2 separate regions of the Homo sapiens genome follow, and region 2 is linked to region 1. A link is an interaction called in ENCODE POLR2A ChIA-PET data of the cell type or tissue named here. Cell type or tissue: A673. All regions are shown on one strand. Links, peaks and the distances in the headings refer to the core of each region. The heading gives the core; the rest is flanking DNA.

Region 1 (2,872 bases), core at 14-2,513:
GGACAGATACCCACTAATGTTTGACTTCCTGAAGATCTCCAGGGGTGTCTACAATTCCTCTTCAGCTATTCAGAAGGGGGCGTGAAATATAAACACCATGAGAAAGGTAACCCTTCAGCCAGAGATGGCAGAGTTCCAGAAGCAGAAAGGAGCCTTGGAGGTCCACTAAGTTCAACACTTGGGGAAAGAAAGGCCCAAGGAGGGAGGCCACGCTGTGGGTGACTGGCCAAGCCCGGGCTAGAACCCCATTCTCCCAAGTCTAGCCCTCTACTTGCTTCTCCCCAGAGTCAAAGCACTTTAGCAGTTGCCACCTCCTTTCCAAGCCTCCCTCCATCCATGTCCCACTCCTGGGGAGGCCCCATACTCACCAAAGTCCTTGGGGCAGTGCAGCCAGCCCCCGGGCAAGGACAGCAGTGCCACTAGGCTGGAGCCCAACAGTGAGCCCACCCCCGACAGGCAGAAGAAGATGCCCATGATGGCGCCCTGCATGGAGCGCGGGGCCTCTGAGTAGGCAAACTCCAGGCCTGCAGAGGGGGAGCAGAGACGATCTCAGGGGCTGGTGCAGGCGCAGAGAACAGGCCCAGGCCCCTGCTTGCTGCCCCTGACCCTGCCCCCACCAAGCCACCCTCCAGGCTTCCCCTGGATGCCTGTCCACTCAGTGGCAATGACAGCACCCATGCATCAATGCCGCCTTCCCCTCTGCCCTGCTCACCTGCCTCCTGGCTGAACCCCTGCACCGGGGTACTCCATGCGCTGCCCCAATAGCTCTGTCTCCCCTCCTCCCCTTCCTGCCAGGTCTATCATTTCAGTGACAGCACCATCTTTACCTCCTCTCTCTCCCCACCCTCTCTGCCCACCTTCAACGTCATCGTCAAATTGTTTTGATACAGCCTCTGAAATCTATTCTAAATATATGTCCTTCTCTCTATTCCCTCTGCCCTGGGTCCAACCCCAGCCCTGGTCACTTTCTGCAAATGCCTCTTAAACTCCCCTGACTCCTGTCCTCCTCACACAGCCAGGAGCATCAGTCTAAAGGACCTCGGATGGGGTCCTTTCCCGGCCAAAACCCCCTGGAGAGGAGGGGCGCTGTTGCCTTCAGGAGAAATCCCAAGGTGCAGGCTCAGCGCACAAAGCCCTTCGACACTTCGGCTCCCTGCACCTCCCATGCCTCTCCAGCCCTATCCCCCACGCTTCCCAAAGGCTTGGGCCTTTGCTTATGCTGTTCCCTCTGCCTGTAAGACCGCTCCTCCTACCCACTCACCTGCCCGCCTCCTCTCCATGCTTAAGGGCTCCCACTGCACTCTGCCCTGACTTCCACAGCACTCCACTGGCTCACTGTTTGCCTGACTCTCTCCCCATCTGAGTGAGCTCCCAGGGTCAGTCTTTTCTTTATGTCTGACCCAGCCTAGCCCTGGGCCCGCAGCTGAGGAAGCCCTTGCTTTTTTGCTGACTGAAGGGCCTGCCCCAGCCTTGCAGCTCTAGCTCCCAGCCCGGGGAAGGGGGTTGGGAGGGTGGGGAGCGAAGGACATAGAAATCCATTACTATGACCCAGAGTACTGTGTGCTATGATAGAGAGATGAACACGGGGCGGGAAGGGAGGACCCCTTCTGCCCAAGGACCTTGGTATTTAGGCTCAGAATTGAAGGGGATATTGGAGTTCACCTTCAGTCTAAGGTAGAGGGAACAGCAACTTCAAAGACACAGAGGGTGGAGAACCTGGCACCAGGGGAATACGTGGAGAGCTGGTGTGGGAAGTTTCTTGCTCGCCTCCAAATCCCCAGTGCCTGTCACATAGGGGCTGACTTGAACCAGGTGCTAATTATAGACCCCCGTTGGGTGAATGAGCCCTGGTCAGAAAACACTGCCTTCCTCCATGCAGATGGGCCCTGGGGGCTGCATCCCTGGGGTACCTGACTTTGAGGTGCCACCGGGCAGAGCCCATCACTGGTGCAGGAGCAGGGGAGGGGATCCAGGGTACCTGGGATGCTGGCAAAGATCTCACTGATCCCAATGAGCAGGTACTGAGGGATCTGCCACCAGATGGACAGTGGTGCCGCGTTGTACAGGACCTCCCCAATCTGCTGGGACACGGTCTCGTTGTGGTGGATGTAGTGTAAGCGCTCCATCTCCAGGACTCCTGGTGGAGGAGCAGAGGGGGATTATAGTCAGGCCCACCCCAGGCAGCTTAGCCCACAGAAGAGCTTGTACATGGTGGGGATGGGGTACTCATGAAGCAGCCAAAGATTGAGCAGCAGGCAAGGAAAAGAATGCTGGACTGGGGGGTGGAGGAGGGGGCCAAGATGTGACCAACTCCTCCCTTTTGGTCTTGGCTGCTAGAAGCTCCAAGCTGAGTTTTGCACTCAATAACACTAACAACTCTCATTAATGGAGAACCTGTTATGTGCTAGGCATTTACCATGCATCCTTGCTGCGGAAGAAAGTGAAATAACTAGCACTTTCAAGTGCTTAACTAGAAAGTTAAGCAACTAGCCCACAGTCACACAGCTGATAAGTAGTCAGGGCTGGATTTGAGCTCTGGTATGTCTGGTTTCAAAGCTGGCCTACTTTCCATGATATCACATGACTTCTCTACTGCAACGTCAAGTATTGCTGTAGTGTTTCTAACCTGGCTTTCAAGTTTAACTATGTTATCTCCTTCTCCTGTGTTGCTTGGGAGATAGCTGTGCTCTAGTGGAATGAACATTGGACATGGAGTTGGGGGACCTGGGTTCCCAGCCTGGCTAGCTGTGTGACCTTGGGCAAATCACTTAACCTCTCTAGACTCAGTTCCCTTACTCAAGAAGCAGGAATAACATTCCCAGGATTATTGTGAGGATAAAATAGGACAAACTGCTTTAAGGATATAGCTGGA
Region 2 (2,899 bases), core at 275-2,774, 180 kb after region 1:
AACAACCTCCAGTGTGGCTCCTTCTTGAAGCATCTGCCAGAGACTGAGGCAGGCAGAGCCCAAGACCCAGGGGAGCCACGGGAACACCAGCCCTTGCCAATCCAATGGAAGATCCAGAACTCAAGCTGTACCTCCCTGGAGCATTGCTTCAGGAAAATCAAGCCCCAGAAAAGTGGCCGAGTTCTTGCCCTCCTTTGCTCAGGTAAGTGAGACCTGGCCAAGCCCCATGACACCTTCTGCTGCCCTAGGTGGGGTCACAGAGCATCCCAGAAGGTCAGGGAACATGTGTGCAGCACAGGGCACTATGGAGAATACAAGGGAAGTGGAGGCCTGGTCTTGGCCTCTAAGAGGTAACAAGGGTTGGGGTGGGGAGGATGCATCCACACTCAATGCCTTGGTAATCTCTGCAAAGCTACACACCCCAAGCCCAAAGGAACCGCTGGCTCAGCTGCCACATGGGGAAGGGGAGTCGGCAGGACTTCCAGGAGGAGGCAAGGTCTCTTCGTGGGTCTGGGGGAGAAAAAAAAATGTCTAGGTAGGAATTATGGCTTGTGCCAAAGATGGGGCACTTGGAGGGGTGGGCCTTGCAGGAAGGGCATTTGTAAATCCCAAGAGTTGGCATTGCAGCAATGGTGAGAGGTGGGAGGTCCCTGAGGCCCGGGAGTCAGAGGACAGCAGGCAAAGAGAGAAACAGAGACAGCCCCCAAGAGGGCTCTGCAGAGGGTCCTGCGCCGTGTGCTGACAAGGTAAAGAGAATGATGCCGCTGTGTGGTTGAGGGGAGGAGGCAGGTGAGACTGAGTCTGTGAGACCCCGGTGGGCCAAACCAGGATCAATGAAGAAAACTAAAGGGAAGAAACCACAGCTGAAACGAAGGGAGAAACGGAGAAACTTCGCAGTACGCCTCCCTCCGGAAGTAGTGGGTTCCCATGGCCGGAAGTGTTCTCAGTGAAGTCCACACTGTACTTACCGAGAGCTTACTTCATGCAGGGACCATTCCTGGACATTCTAAATTTTTCACATGGCCTTAGGAGGTGGGTGTTATTATTATCATCCCTTTTTACAGTGAGGAGGCTGAGGTTTAGAGAGGCTAAACCTCTCGCCCAGTACTATGGAGCACTTGCTGGGATTTCTGTTCAAGCAGGGTCACTCTAGAGCCTGTTATCTGAGCCTTGGTGACTCAGTGTGGTCCTGGAACAGCAGCAGCTGGTTAGAAATGCAGGTGCTCAGGCCCCAGCCTGGACCTTCCGAATCAGAATCCACTTTTCAGCAAGGTCCTCAGTGATTTATGTGCACAAATCTAGGAATCACTGCTCGGGGCCACCTGGCTGTCCTGCAAGCACGCTGGGTACCTGGTGTAAATTAGTAAAATGCTGCCCCTCCCCCAGCAGAAGCAGCTCCCAAGGGGCTCTTGGCCTGATGAGGAGAGCAGGGGCTGGCTCGCAGTCCCACCGGCCCCTCAGCTACTATCCTTCCTGCAGGCTACAACCTGTAAAACCATACCCAGGGTTCTTGCCTTTGAAGCTTCTTCTAAATAGATTTACTAGGGCTTTGAAGGTGGATGTTGCTATGGGAACTGGGCAAAGCTGGTGAGATCACAACTCTCTCTAAACTGAGCATGTGTGGGCCTCAGCTACAGACTCCCAGGCCCCACCCTGGCAGGCAGAAATAAATGTGTGCCTCTGTTGAGCCAGGCCCCACTTGCTGAAAGCCTGGCCCTCAGCGTTCAGTGCCTGGGCAGCACGATCTGTCCCAACTGTGAACTGCCAGGACTCAGGGCAGTAGGTCTTTCCAACCCCCAGGCCTCAGTTTCCCTCTTCTGAAAAGTCCTCCTTCTTCCCAAAGTGCAGCGGGATAATGACAAGATGTTTCCAAGTGAGAAGTGGACCTAGGTGGAGCCTATTTCCCACGCTCTTCTCTTATCTCCACCTGGCATGGAGCCGACTCCCTGCTGGTGGCTGCCAACAGCCTCCCTGCAGAAAGCGCCTATGCTGCTGTGTCTCAGGATGGTGCTGGCAGCTGCCCAGAGGCACCAGAGACAGTGCTGGGTCAGGGGAAGAGCCACAGAGGGTGCCAGAAGGAGGGAAGGGCAGAAAAGAAGGCTGCCTCTCCTGGTGGTCCCACACAGTGCCTTCCCCTAGCCAGGGCCCCGATTTGCCAGTGGCATGGGGCCCCAGGAAGCAGCACACAGGCTCAGGTTCACACTTGCACCCTCCTTTCCCATTGCTTCCCCTCTCAGGTTTCCAGCCCAAGGTGCAGAGCCGTCTGGTGGGGGGCAGCAGCATCTGTGAAGGCACCGTGGAGGTGCGCCAGGGGGCTCAGTGGGCAGCCCTGTGTGACAGCTCTTCAGCCAGGAGCTCGCTGCGGTGGGAGGAGGTGTGCCGGGAGCAGCAGTGTGGCAGCGTCAACTCCTATCGAGTGCTGGACGCTGGTGACCCAACATCCCGGGGGCTCTTCTGTCCCCATCAGAAGCTGTCCCAGTGCCACGAACTTTGGGAGAGAAATTCCTACTGCAAGAAGGTGTTTGTCACATGTGAGTTGGCCACAGCCCACAGTGGGTGGAAGCAGTTACTACTTTACCTCTAGGACCCGGTCAGGGTGCATGTCTCTAAAGGGAAGCCCTGGGGAGCTAGACAGAGAGTCCCAGAGACCCAGAAAGGATGGAGACAGGGAAATTGGAAGGCTAGGGAGCAAGAGTACTCAGACAGCAATGGGCATGAACAATAATAGGAGACAGGGCAAGCAACAGGCAGATCACTGTCAGGCAGCTGATGAGTCATAGAACTTCTCCTTCTACCTTCTACTTTTGCAAGGTGGAAGCCAGAAAATCAAATGGTAGATAGCACATATTTGCTACATGAATGGTAACTAAACGGGAAGTAAAAGAGAGAAATGGATGGA

What was found. Peaks named below come from ENCODE experiments on the same cell type or tissue, not always from the same donor. Only the 100,000 strongest peaks of a DNase experiment are listed, where the experiment ranks them.
Region 2: POLR2A ChIA-PET joins it to region 1 with 6 read pairs; 5 of 35 experiments call an interaction of 5 or more read pairs at or near these places.

The regions. Positions count from the first base shown.
Region 1 is chr11:60,937,502-60,940,373 of GRCh38, forward strand. It overlaps SLC15A3 (solute carrier family 15 member 3), which reads right to left. Exons shown (of 8, transcript NM_016582.3): 6 at 1,979-2,137; 7 at 369-524. Among named protein-coding and RNA genes, the nearest start is that of SLC15A3, 13 kb to the right of the region's middle. In A673, for the core only: no CTCF peak of the experiment used is centred there; no DNase peak of the experiment used is centred there.
Region 2 is chr11:61,119,374-61,122,272 of GRCh38, forward strand. CD5 (CD5 molecule) reads left to right here. Exons shown (of 11, transcript NM_014207.4): 5 at 1-202; 6 at 2,238-2,531. Among named protein-coding and RNA genes, the nearest start is that of CD5, 18 kb to the left of the region's middle. In A673, for the core only: no CTCF peak of the experiment used is centred there; DNase peaks (open chromatin) are centred at 1,598 and 1,968.